2 separate regions of the Mus musculus genome follow, and region 1 is linked to region 2. A link is a contact called in ENCODE POLR2A ChIA-PET data. All regions are on one chromosome and are shown on one strand. The core of a region is the stretch at or near the end of the contact, and the rest is flanking DNA. Distances in the headings are between cores, read along the strand shown.

Region 1 (4,743 bases), core at 1,468-3,967, 220 kb before region 2:
AGACTACAAGACAGCTTTAAAGACTATTAAGCAAGGGAAGTCCTGAGTTCTGAAACTAATCAATGAAAGGATTCTTTTAAGTGGAGGAGAAAGTTCTAATGGGAATGGTTGTGGAATTCTGTGGATAGACTAAACACCAATGAATTGCATGCTTTCATGGACGCTTTGTGCTATGAGTTTCATCTCAATGAAATTATTTATAAACCAGAAGAAGGTGAAGGATAAACATTTTCAAACAAAGCCTAACAATCTGTGCCAGCAGAATTTTTTAATACTAAAGGGACCGGGCCGGCAGTGTACACTCATAATCTCAACAGACAGGAAGATGGTGAGTTCCAGGTCAGCCTGAGACCCTGCTCAAAAACAACAAAAACACAGACAGAGGAGATGGTGCTGAGGATCAATTGCTTGCCATGCGAGCTTGAAGGTCTATCCTCATAACCCATATAAAAGTGGGTGGGTGTGGCAGCCTCCCTACAATTCTGTTAGGCGGAGACAGGACCACAGATCGTTAGTGGCCAGCTGTGGGTTCACCCGAGAGACCCTGCCTCAGTGAAGAAATTGAAGAGCAACTCCCAATGCCACCCCCAGGCTTGGGTGTCCCCACACACACACAATGTATGCACACATGCATGCATACACATAAAAGATACAAAAAACAAACAGACAAAAGCTTCGGAATTCAACCAGTGGATGCATACAAGACCCTTGGTCTGATATACCCAACACTGCAATAGGCAGAAAGACAAACACTAAAAGATGTTCTCCAGACAGACAGAAATGACCCCACATGGAAGACTGGAAGGTGACAAAGGTGGCATTGCAGTTGATGGAAACGGTGATCTTGGTAAACAGCGAGGAATAAATCATGCTAGGAGAAAGTAAAACATGAATTCTGTTTCCACATTACACAGAAACCAACTCCAGGTAGACAGCATCATTTCATATGAAAAGCAAAATACTAGCATTTCTTCAAAATGTTAACAAGCTATCTTCTTCACTTAAAAATAGGAAACTCTACTAATTAAGAAGAAGCTAAACTGGACAATACTTAAACAGACACTTTATTTAAAAAACAAAAAACAAAAAAACCACCAAACACACACAAATGGACAATCAGTCGCTTTAGTCAACCAGAAACTGCAAATTAAAACCCTGATGGAATGTCACTTCACACTCACCATAATGGCTAAAATTTCACACAGACAATACCAAGAGGTGTCAGGAATTTTTAAACAAGGGCTAGTAAATGCTTGCTGGTATAAAGTGATAACATGATTTTGGGGATTTAGTTCTATCAACTACGACAAAAGATGTACATGTTTTTTATGTAAAAAAAACCAAACAAACAAAAAAACGAAACAAAACAAACAGACAAACAAAAAACCCAACTTACTTGTGGGTAGGGAAACTATCTACTCAATAGATATGAATGCTTTAGGAAGTACACCCACCGGCATATTCATTGCAACGTTAATGGGGAAAAGCTACACACAACTCAAAAGTCTACTAACAGTAGAATGGATACAGTGTGTACTATCTATACTATGCAGGACAGTAAGTAGATAATAGAAACACTATGGACGAACTTCAGAAATATCTTTGATGAAAGTAGGCAGACACAAAAATTACAACAGTGCATTATTTGATTTAAACAGTTCACAGAACAGGTGAACCGAATCTACAATTGGACGCTACGGTGTTTAAGAAAGATGTGCCTAGAAGATAAAATTGCACAGAAAAAAAGAAAAAGAAAGAGAGAAAGAAAACCCGGCATACGCTGCCCCGCGCCCCACCCCACCCCAGAAAGCAGGCTAAGGTTAGTCTGGAAAGGAAGGCTGGGTGCAGCAAATGAAGAGGGCACGCGGGTTTCTGGGTGTTGACAAGGTTCTAGCTGAGTGGCACATCAAAAGCCGTACCTTTTGGGGTTGCACACTCTGAGGGTTGGCAAGAGAAAGGGGACAGGTCAGAAGAGAAAGGTGAAGAGGAGAGCGCCCTAATGGAGAAGAGCTCCGTGCGGATGGCAAAGTGTGGACCGCCGGCGCGGCGCGCGCAGCGGTAAGGCACCGCAAGGCGGGCGCGGCCTCCCGCGGACCCCGCGGCCTGAGCGTCTTCTGGTGCTTGGGCCGCCGGCTGGGGGCTCTGGGGCCGCTTCGATGCCCGGGCACCCCACCCTCCACGCCGGGCGCTCCAGGCCTCGCTGCGCTCGAGGCCCCGACTCACCTCATCGTGGCTGCCGGGCGGGCACGGGGCCGGGGATGAAAGCGCGGCGCGACGGGACGCTAGCGGGGCAGCCGACCCCGGGCGCGGCGGCTCCGCGTCTGGCTGGGCTGCAGGCGGCGGCGGGGGCTCATCTTCTCCGGCGGGCGTCCGGGCCGCTAGCTGCGAGGCAGCGCGGCCGCGGCGGCGGCGGCGGTGGCGACTGACAGCTGGGCCCCGGCCCCTGCCATCTTGGCGGGCGCGCGTGCCCGGGCCGGCGCGTGCGCGTCCCGACCGCCCGCCGACGGGCCGGGGGAGGGGGCGAGCGGCGGGGTCTCGCGGGCGGGAGCGAGCGCGCGCGTCCGCCTGAGACTCGGGGCGGCGGCCGGAGGATGGGGTCCGGGGTGCGGGGTGCACGCGGGGCGGAGGACCCCTCCGCCCGCCGAGGAGACTGCGCGCGCCGACGCCCCTCGGTCGGCGGCCGCGGAGGGAATGAGCGCGCGCCGCAGCGAAGCTCCACACAAAAGGCGCGGGGCTCCGTGGTCCGCGCCTCTAAGAGGGCGGGGCGTGAGGGGCGGGGCAGGGGTGTGGCCCAGGTTCAGAGGGGCGGGGCGAAGCTTTGTGGAAAGGGTGGCTGGGCAACCGGGCCTGGGGGCAAGACGGGGGGCGTGGCCTAAGGTCCCAAAGGAGATACTGTAGCTTAGAGGAATGGGGTTAACTTAGTGAATTCCAGGGTCTTGTCTGCGAGAGAAAGACCGGGGCGACCTTAACGGGAAAGCTTAGGGATCTTAGGTCTAGGAGAGGCCTGGAGGATGGGGTTAGTAGGGAGAGACAAAGCGGAGCTCCGCGGAAAGGGCTGGAGGGTGGTGGGCCTGGGGCCGGGGTTTGGGGCGTTGACCTGGAGCTAGGCGAGCAGAGTCGGGCAGAGACCCCACAGAATCCCTGGTGGTGGAGGAGTTGTATAGAAAAGGGCAGGTGGAGAGGCTTAGGGCAAAGGGTGTGATTTGTGAGGCAAGGCTGAGCGGGGAGAGTGCCAGGAGGCACGTGGAGCCCTACTGAACCGGCTTTCCAGTGCATTCAGAACAGAGCATTATGGGCTGAAAGTTGCAATTTTTAAACGGATCCCTTGCTCTGCAGTACTGTTAGCAATGCCTGAGGTTATAGTTCTCCTAACCTCATGTGTTCCCTTCTTCCTGGGAACCAGATTGGTCTCTTTGTTACAGAAGAGCCTTGTCACATCCTAAGAGTTATGAAAATACTCAGGCCTCAGGTCACCTGAAGGTATTCCAGGTGTCCCCAGGAGAGTCCGGGTTGGTGCACACTTTTATTCCAGCCAGACATTGTGCTTTTCCACCAATCTCCAGGTGTCTGTCCCTGGGGTCTAACAAGTTGTTGCCATTCTGTAACTTGGAGGGAAGAATTAGTTGGTGGGTTTGCTGTAAAGATAGTGTCCTTCCTCTGCACCCCACACTAGAATCACTGACACTTTTGAGGAGAACCCATTTTCCAAAGCCAAGAACCGGTGGCCTCCAAAAAGAAATCTTTTTGAGGCCACATGTTTCAAAAACTGTTTAACTTTTTGTAACATTTTATATCAGAAGAGTGGGAAACACCAAGTTCTTCTACATCCAAGGAATAAAGCCTTCTTTCTGCTTTGCTCAAGAGAGGTTGGCTTCAAATGGCTAGCTGTTAGGGAAAGGGGAAGGGCGGGTGGGGGTAGGGAGAAATGTGAGCAAGTCCCTTTCAGTCTGTTTCCTACTGACCTTGGTGCCTCAACAGATCCTCAGCAGCCTGTAAGGTGAGCTTCGGGATTCCCACCTACTGGATAAACATGTTTGGCATTAAATGTAGGGCTGGTTTAGACAAAGATCAGCAGCCTCCACAGGGAAGCAGGATACAGCAGAGGATGGGAGTGGTCCCTGTCTGTCTTGGCCCGGCCCTTCTGGCAGCTCACGGAGCCCTCTGATGAAAGAAACAGATTGCAGAGACATCCTTGGGACCAGAGCTGCTGGTTTTAGGAATTCACTGAGTGTGGTGGGGACGATGACGTTCCCTCTCTCACAATGCCTGTCCCCTTATCTATGGAAGTACTTGGCAGCGGTTGGCAGGAATGACTGACAAAGGGTGCTGTGTTCCATTCTGGCAAGAAATAAAAATTACCTTTGATCCATTTTGCTCTCACAACTTGAGGTTAGCCTGGGGTTCCTGTATTGACTCACAGATTGAGCTCTTCAGCTTCAGGTGACTCTCCTTAAGATAACGGTGCACAGCTTGAAGAGAGACAGTTTCTACACCACAGCCTTGCAGCCGCCCTTGGGAAGACACCGAGACAGGAGGCATTTGATGGGGTGGGAGGGAACCGTCCCGCAGGCTCTGTGGACCTTAAGAGGCTGAATGAAGCTCACGGCTGTTACAATCCTGCCTGGAGCTAAGCTGAGAGTTTCCACCATTTAAGACGTTATTGCCAGCTACATTCCTTGGGTAGACTGGTCAGAAACTCCGAGGAGCCTTGTCATGGTGTTTCACTGTATCTCCCAAAGAGTA
Region 2 (5,096 bases), core at 519-3,018:
TCCCTAAGGAGTTAGCATAGCCTTAAGCCAAGCCATGCAGTCCTGGAGAAGGCCTGTTTAGGAGGAGTGAAAGTTGTAAGTGCTAAACAAGGCAAGGGGGGGGGTGTCCAAGGGAGACCCCCAAGGTCAAAAGGAGGGCAGAGACACAAGGGAGAGAAGAGTGGCCTCCCCATGTCTCCAGCCACAGGGGTCACTCGGGTCCACAAACAGGAATTCAGGCTGCTGTACTGGAGATGGTACCTTCCAGAATGTTCATATCCAGAGGTCTTTAAGAAATGTGTCTAATACCTTTGCTTATTTATTTATTCATTCAACAGATATTTATTTATTGAGCAATTAAGTGCAACATGCCAGGCCCTGGAGGTATGACACAAGCAAACCCAACATCTCTGCCCTATTTGGGCTCACATTTTAGCATGGGGCAATCAACAGGTGGGAAAAAAGGTGACTCCAGGGGTAGCCTTAAAATTACCGGGGCTGGGCAGGCTTCACATAGAGGGATTGGGACAGCCTGTTTGATATGAGAACAAGAAAATACCACTCACAGGCCAGAGAAGGTGAATGGGGAGAGCCAATGGAGAGATGTAGGGGACAGGCAGGCTTAGGGCAACCGTAGTATGCAAAGGGGGCAAGAGGGGACAGGTACTAAGTTGCCTGTGAACTTAGTAGTAGCTTGCTAGCTGTGTGGTATGGTTCATGTGAAACGGGATTTTTCAACTCTGAAGTGATGGGAAGCCCTTGGGACACTTTCATTACACATCTACTCTAAGCTTCAAAAAGCTCTTGCCAGGTATAGTGGCACAGGCCTTTAATCCCAGCACTCAGGAGGCAGAGACAGGCAGATCTCTCTGTGAGTTTTGAGGTCAGCCTGGTCTATAGTGAGTTCCAGAACATCCAGGGTTTTGAAGAGAAACCTTGTCTCCAAAAAAAAAGGGGGGGGGGTGAGAAAAGGAATAAGAAAGAAAAGGAAAAGAAAGGTAAGCTTTTGATGGGAGCCATTGGTAAAGTGGCCAAAAACGGAATGGAAATACTGAGGACAAATGGAATGTCCCAGGACAGAAACACAGAAACAGAAAAACGTGACGGGAGTACAGTGTTCAGTATTTGGACAGGTTGGCCCTGTCCAAGTCCTAAAGTTAGCAGCGTCCACTTCGAAAGCAGCCTAACCTGGGTTTAAATCTAGGCTTACCAACTGTGTGACCTTGGCAGGTGACTTCCCCGCGTGCGCCTCAGTCTGCAGGTCTGAACGATGGGGTAACAGCAGCGCTTACCTGACAGGACTGTAGCTGCCGACACATTTGTGCGGCCCAGCCAAGCGCGGTGGGCGCCCAGCAGCTGCTGCGGCTGTGAGTAATTTGTTACTAAGAATAGTTAGCGCCCCTCTCCGGGCCTGCGTCTCCGGGCTGGCCGTGCGTACAAGACGAGGCTGGACCCCCGTCCTGGGCGCTGGCTCTGACGCGGTCCCCAGACCCCGCGATCGAGAGCCCCAGCCAGGCCCCCGCCCCCACCCCCCGCTCACCTGGGCCGCGGCGGCCCGGGGATGTGCTCATAGCGGCTGCGAGCGCGATGCACGAAGGTGCAGCAGAGGCCGAAGGCGAGCAGGACGGCGCTGCCGAGCAGCAGCAGCCCGGGGCTCATGGCTCGTGGTCGGCGCCGGTGCAGAGGGGGCCGGAGGCTGCGACCGACTAGCTGTCAGCGCTGCGCGCCGCCTCGGCCCCAGGCCCCGCGCTCACCAGCACCGCCCCCGCCGCTCGGCTCCGCCCCCGCTGGCTCGACCCCGCCCCGGGCACGCGGACCCGCCAACCACGTCTCCGCCTCCAGCCCTAGCTCTCAGGACCCGCCCCCGCACGGCCACGCCCTCTTTGAGGCCCAGCCCCAGCCGCCACGCCGTTCCCGCCCAGAGCGATAAGTATTCACCAATCACAACCTGGCTTTTGGCTCAGACTTTGAGGCCACGCCCCTTCTACCCTCTCTTGAGCTCAGACTCCACCCCGAAGTCGCCCCGCCCAGAACGCGTTGTCCTGGCAACCTCGCTTCCTGGGCGCAAGCTGCCCAGGCGGCGGCGCAAATCCCGTCCGCTGGCTCCGCCCCTTTGGCCTCGCCAACTGTCTCTCCGCGTGCAGTGCCAGGCCTCTTCCTTTCTCGTGCAAACCTTCTGAAAACCCTTTCCCAGCCCTCCAATCCCCGTCTTGCGCTGACTGTTCTCAAACATCTCCCTGAAACCTTAGCGCCCCAAAGTTAGTCAATCCCAAATGTCCTCGCGCTGCGCCTTCATTGCAGGTCGGTGCAAGCCTTGCGCCCGCTGTGTGCCAGCGTCCGCCCGGAGGCGGAGGACAAGATCCTAGCAGGATGCAGGAGTTCCTGGGCCCGGGAAAACCATAATCCTGAGTATGGGTGATGGTCCATAGGAATGTGCTGGGCTGTGCTCCGCCTTCTCACCCGGTGGAAGCGCAAAGTGCTCCTCACTTCCGAGTTTCAGTTCCCGTGGGGGACGCTCAGATAGGCCTGCAGTGGATGGGAGGGCCAGATGTGCGCTCTCCTTGACTAGATAAAGAGCCTCGGGATTGGGGAGTGGGGGCTCTGAAGACCTCGAGAGAAGGTCGGTTTCTGACTACTCCGAGACCTTGGTTAGGTCCTGGAGGGGTCTGAAGACAGAAAAACAGGAAAAAAGTGTGGACCGTGTGCCTACATTTCCGGGTATACAGGACCAGCCCCCGGGAGGGACATATCAGGGATCCGTGAGCTGCAGGTGACGGGGAGAGCTTTAGGAGCTGTGCTTGATTTCGGTCTGGAGAGGCCACCTCAGCCTGAACAAGACGGGAAGCCAAGCATCCAACCGGGGACTGGCCTCTGAGTGGCATTAGGGGGATGTGGCTTGCCACCGCGCCCCCGTGTGGTAGCGAGCGGCAGTCGCATGTGCGCAACAGGGACCTCCCGTGGCCCTGCTTGGGGGCAGAGGAAGGTCAGCCAGTTTAGTTTAGCCATTTGTGAAAGCTCCTGAATTGAGAGGAGATGAAGGCATGAGACTGCGAGGAGGGTGTAGACTTCTTGCGTGCTTTTAGGCGAGTTAAAGAGAGTAGACAGCAAAGACCGTGGGGCATCGTGGTGCTCACAGGAGAAAGGATCAAAAGTTCGAGGCTAGGTGGATATGGTGGGTGATACACACCTTGAATCTCAGCACTGGGAAGGCAGACCAGGCCAAGACTATACAGAAACCCTGTCTCAAAAATAAAATATTTTAGGCCTTCAGAGTTCAAGGCTAGTCTGAGCAACTTAAGACCCTGTCCTAATTTTTTTTCTTTTTTCTTTTTTTTTAAGGGTTAGCAATCTGGCTTAGTGGTAAGGTGCTTGTTTGTAAACACACAATACAAGGTCCTGGGTTCAATTTCCAATACTGGGAGGGTGGTGTGCAGAGCAGAGAAGCATGGCATGGTCACTTTAGGAGGGTGTTATGACCCCTCACCCTGAGCTTAGCAGATATCCTAAGCTGTGTGGACTTAACTTTGTGTCAGGACTCAGAACAGAGAGAGACTCCCTGGAGGCAAGGCCTGATTCCAATGGACTCTGGGCACAGTCTGAGATGCTCCACACAGGACAGACTAAGGAAAGGGAAAGGTAATAATATTCTCTGACACATCAGGCAACTCTAGTGACCTCTGGCTTGGCAGGGCCCCTCACCCCACCCTTTCTGCCCCTCTTCCTGGCTGGAGTGTGTCAGTGGCATCCTGTCCCAGATCCCACATCCACTCTGTTTGTGTCTCCATGCCCATGACGCTCCTAACTAACTCTCCTATAGTTAGCTGTGCGACACAAGCTGCTGCTCATGCAGACCCTATGTCCCAGAAAGTTAATAACCAAAATTTATTAGCAAGTGGTGTGTGTTTGTATGTGTGCGTGTGTGCGCGCGCGTGCTTGTGTGACAGAAAAGGGTATCAAATACTCTCTTGCTCTCACCACCTCTTCCTTTGAGACAGAGTCTCTCCCTGAACCTGGGACTCAGATTTTCTCTTCTAGGCTAGAATTCAGCAATGGCCAGCAATCCTGTCTCCATTCCCTCTTGGAGCTGAGGTTACAGATGTGAACGGTGTGTTAGGTGGGCACTGGGATCATTGTGCAGTAAGAACTCTTAACTGCTGAGTCACCTCTCCAGCCCTATGTATGTGGCGGAGGTGCCCATGCACTTGGAGATCAAAAAACACAGCTGTAGCTGTCGGTTCTTAGCTGCTTCTTATTTTCAGAGACAGGGTCCCTCTTTGGCCTGGAACTAGCCTAGGCTAGCTTGCCAGTGATCTCCCATGGGCTTGCTGAGCTCCAACTCCCATCTTACCATTGCTGGAATTTCACATGTGCACCACCACAACAAACCCCATAAAAGTTACTGTCATTAATGTTTTTATCAAGTATTTGTGTATTTTTATGTGCATTCTGGGGTCAAAACTTTACCCACAGAGTCGTCTCTCCAGCCCTGGCATTTTATATTGGCTGCATGTTAAAATATTTTGAATATGTTAGATTAAATAAAATATATCAAAATGAAGATGGACTAGAGAGATTGATTGGCAGTTAAGAGCACTGGCTGCTCTTCTAGAGGACCCAGGTTTGATTCCCAGCACCTACATGGTGGCTCATAACCATCTGTAACTCCAGTCCCTGAGGTTCTGATGCCCTCTCTGGCCCCAGAAGACACCAGGCACATGAGTGGTGCACACACATGCATGTATGTAAAACATCAATACACATAGAATATAGTTTGTTTATTTGTTTGTTTGAGACAGGGTTTGTGTGTGTGTGTGTGTGTGTGTAGCCTTGGCTGTAGACCAGGCTGGCCTGGAACTAACTGAGAGATTCGTCTGTCTCCTGAATGCATCATTTCTTAGTCAGAATTTCTATTCCCACACAAACATCATGACCAAGTAGCAAGTTAGGGAGGAAAGGATTTATTCAACTTTTACTTCCACGTTGCTGTTCATCACCAAAAGAAGTCAGGGCTGGAACTCAAACAGGTCAGGAAGCAGGAGCTGATGCAGAGGCCATGGAGGGATGCTCCTTACTGGCTTGCTTTCCCTGGCTTGCTCAGCTTGCTTTCTTATAGAACC

Evidence for each region. ChIA-PET counts read pairs that join two places held with the same protein, here RNA polymerase II (POLR2A).
Region 1: POLR2A ChIA-PET joins it to region 2 with 13 read pairs in embryonic stem cell. The contact joins the promoter of Evl here to the promoter of Cyp46a1 in region 2. POLR2A ChIA-PET finds 5 or more read pairs at or near these places in 3 of 5 experiments (Patski and embryonic stem cell).

Annotation. Positions count from the first base shown.
Region 1 is chr12:108,552,694-108,557,436 of GRCm38, reverse strand. Evl (Ena-vasodilator stimulated phosphoprotein) reads right to left here and starts at 2,717. Exons shown (of 13, transcript NM_007965.3): 1 at 2,224-2,717. The coding sequence starts at 2,228. Gm16596 (predicted gene, 16596) reads left to right here and starts at 1,819. Exons shown (of 3, transcript NR_045753.1): 1 at 1,819-2,058.
Region 2 is chr12:108,330,988-108,336,083 of GRCm38, reverse strand. Cyp46a1 (cytochrome P450, family 46, subfamily a, polypeptide 1) reads right to left here and starts at 1,768. Exons shown (of 15, transcript NM_010010.2): 1 at 1,520-1,768. The coding sequence starts at 1,638.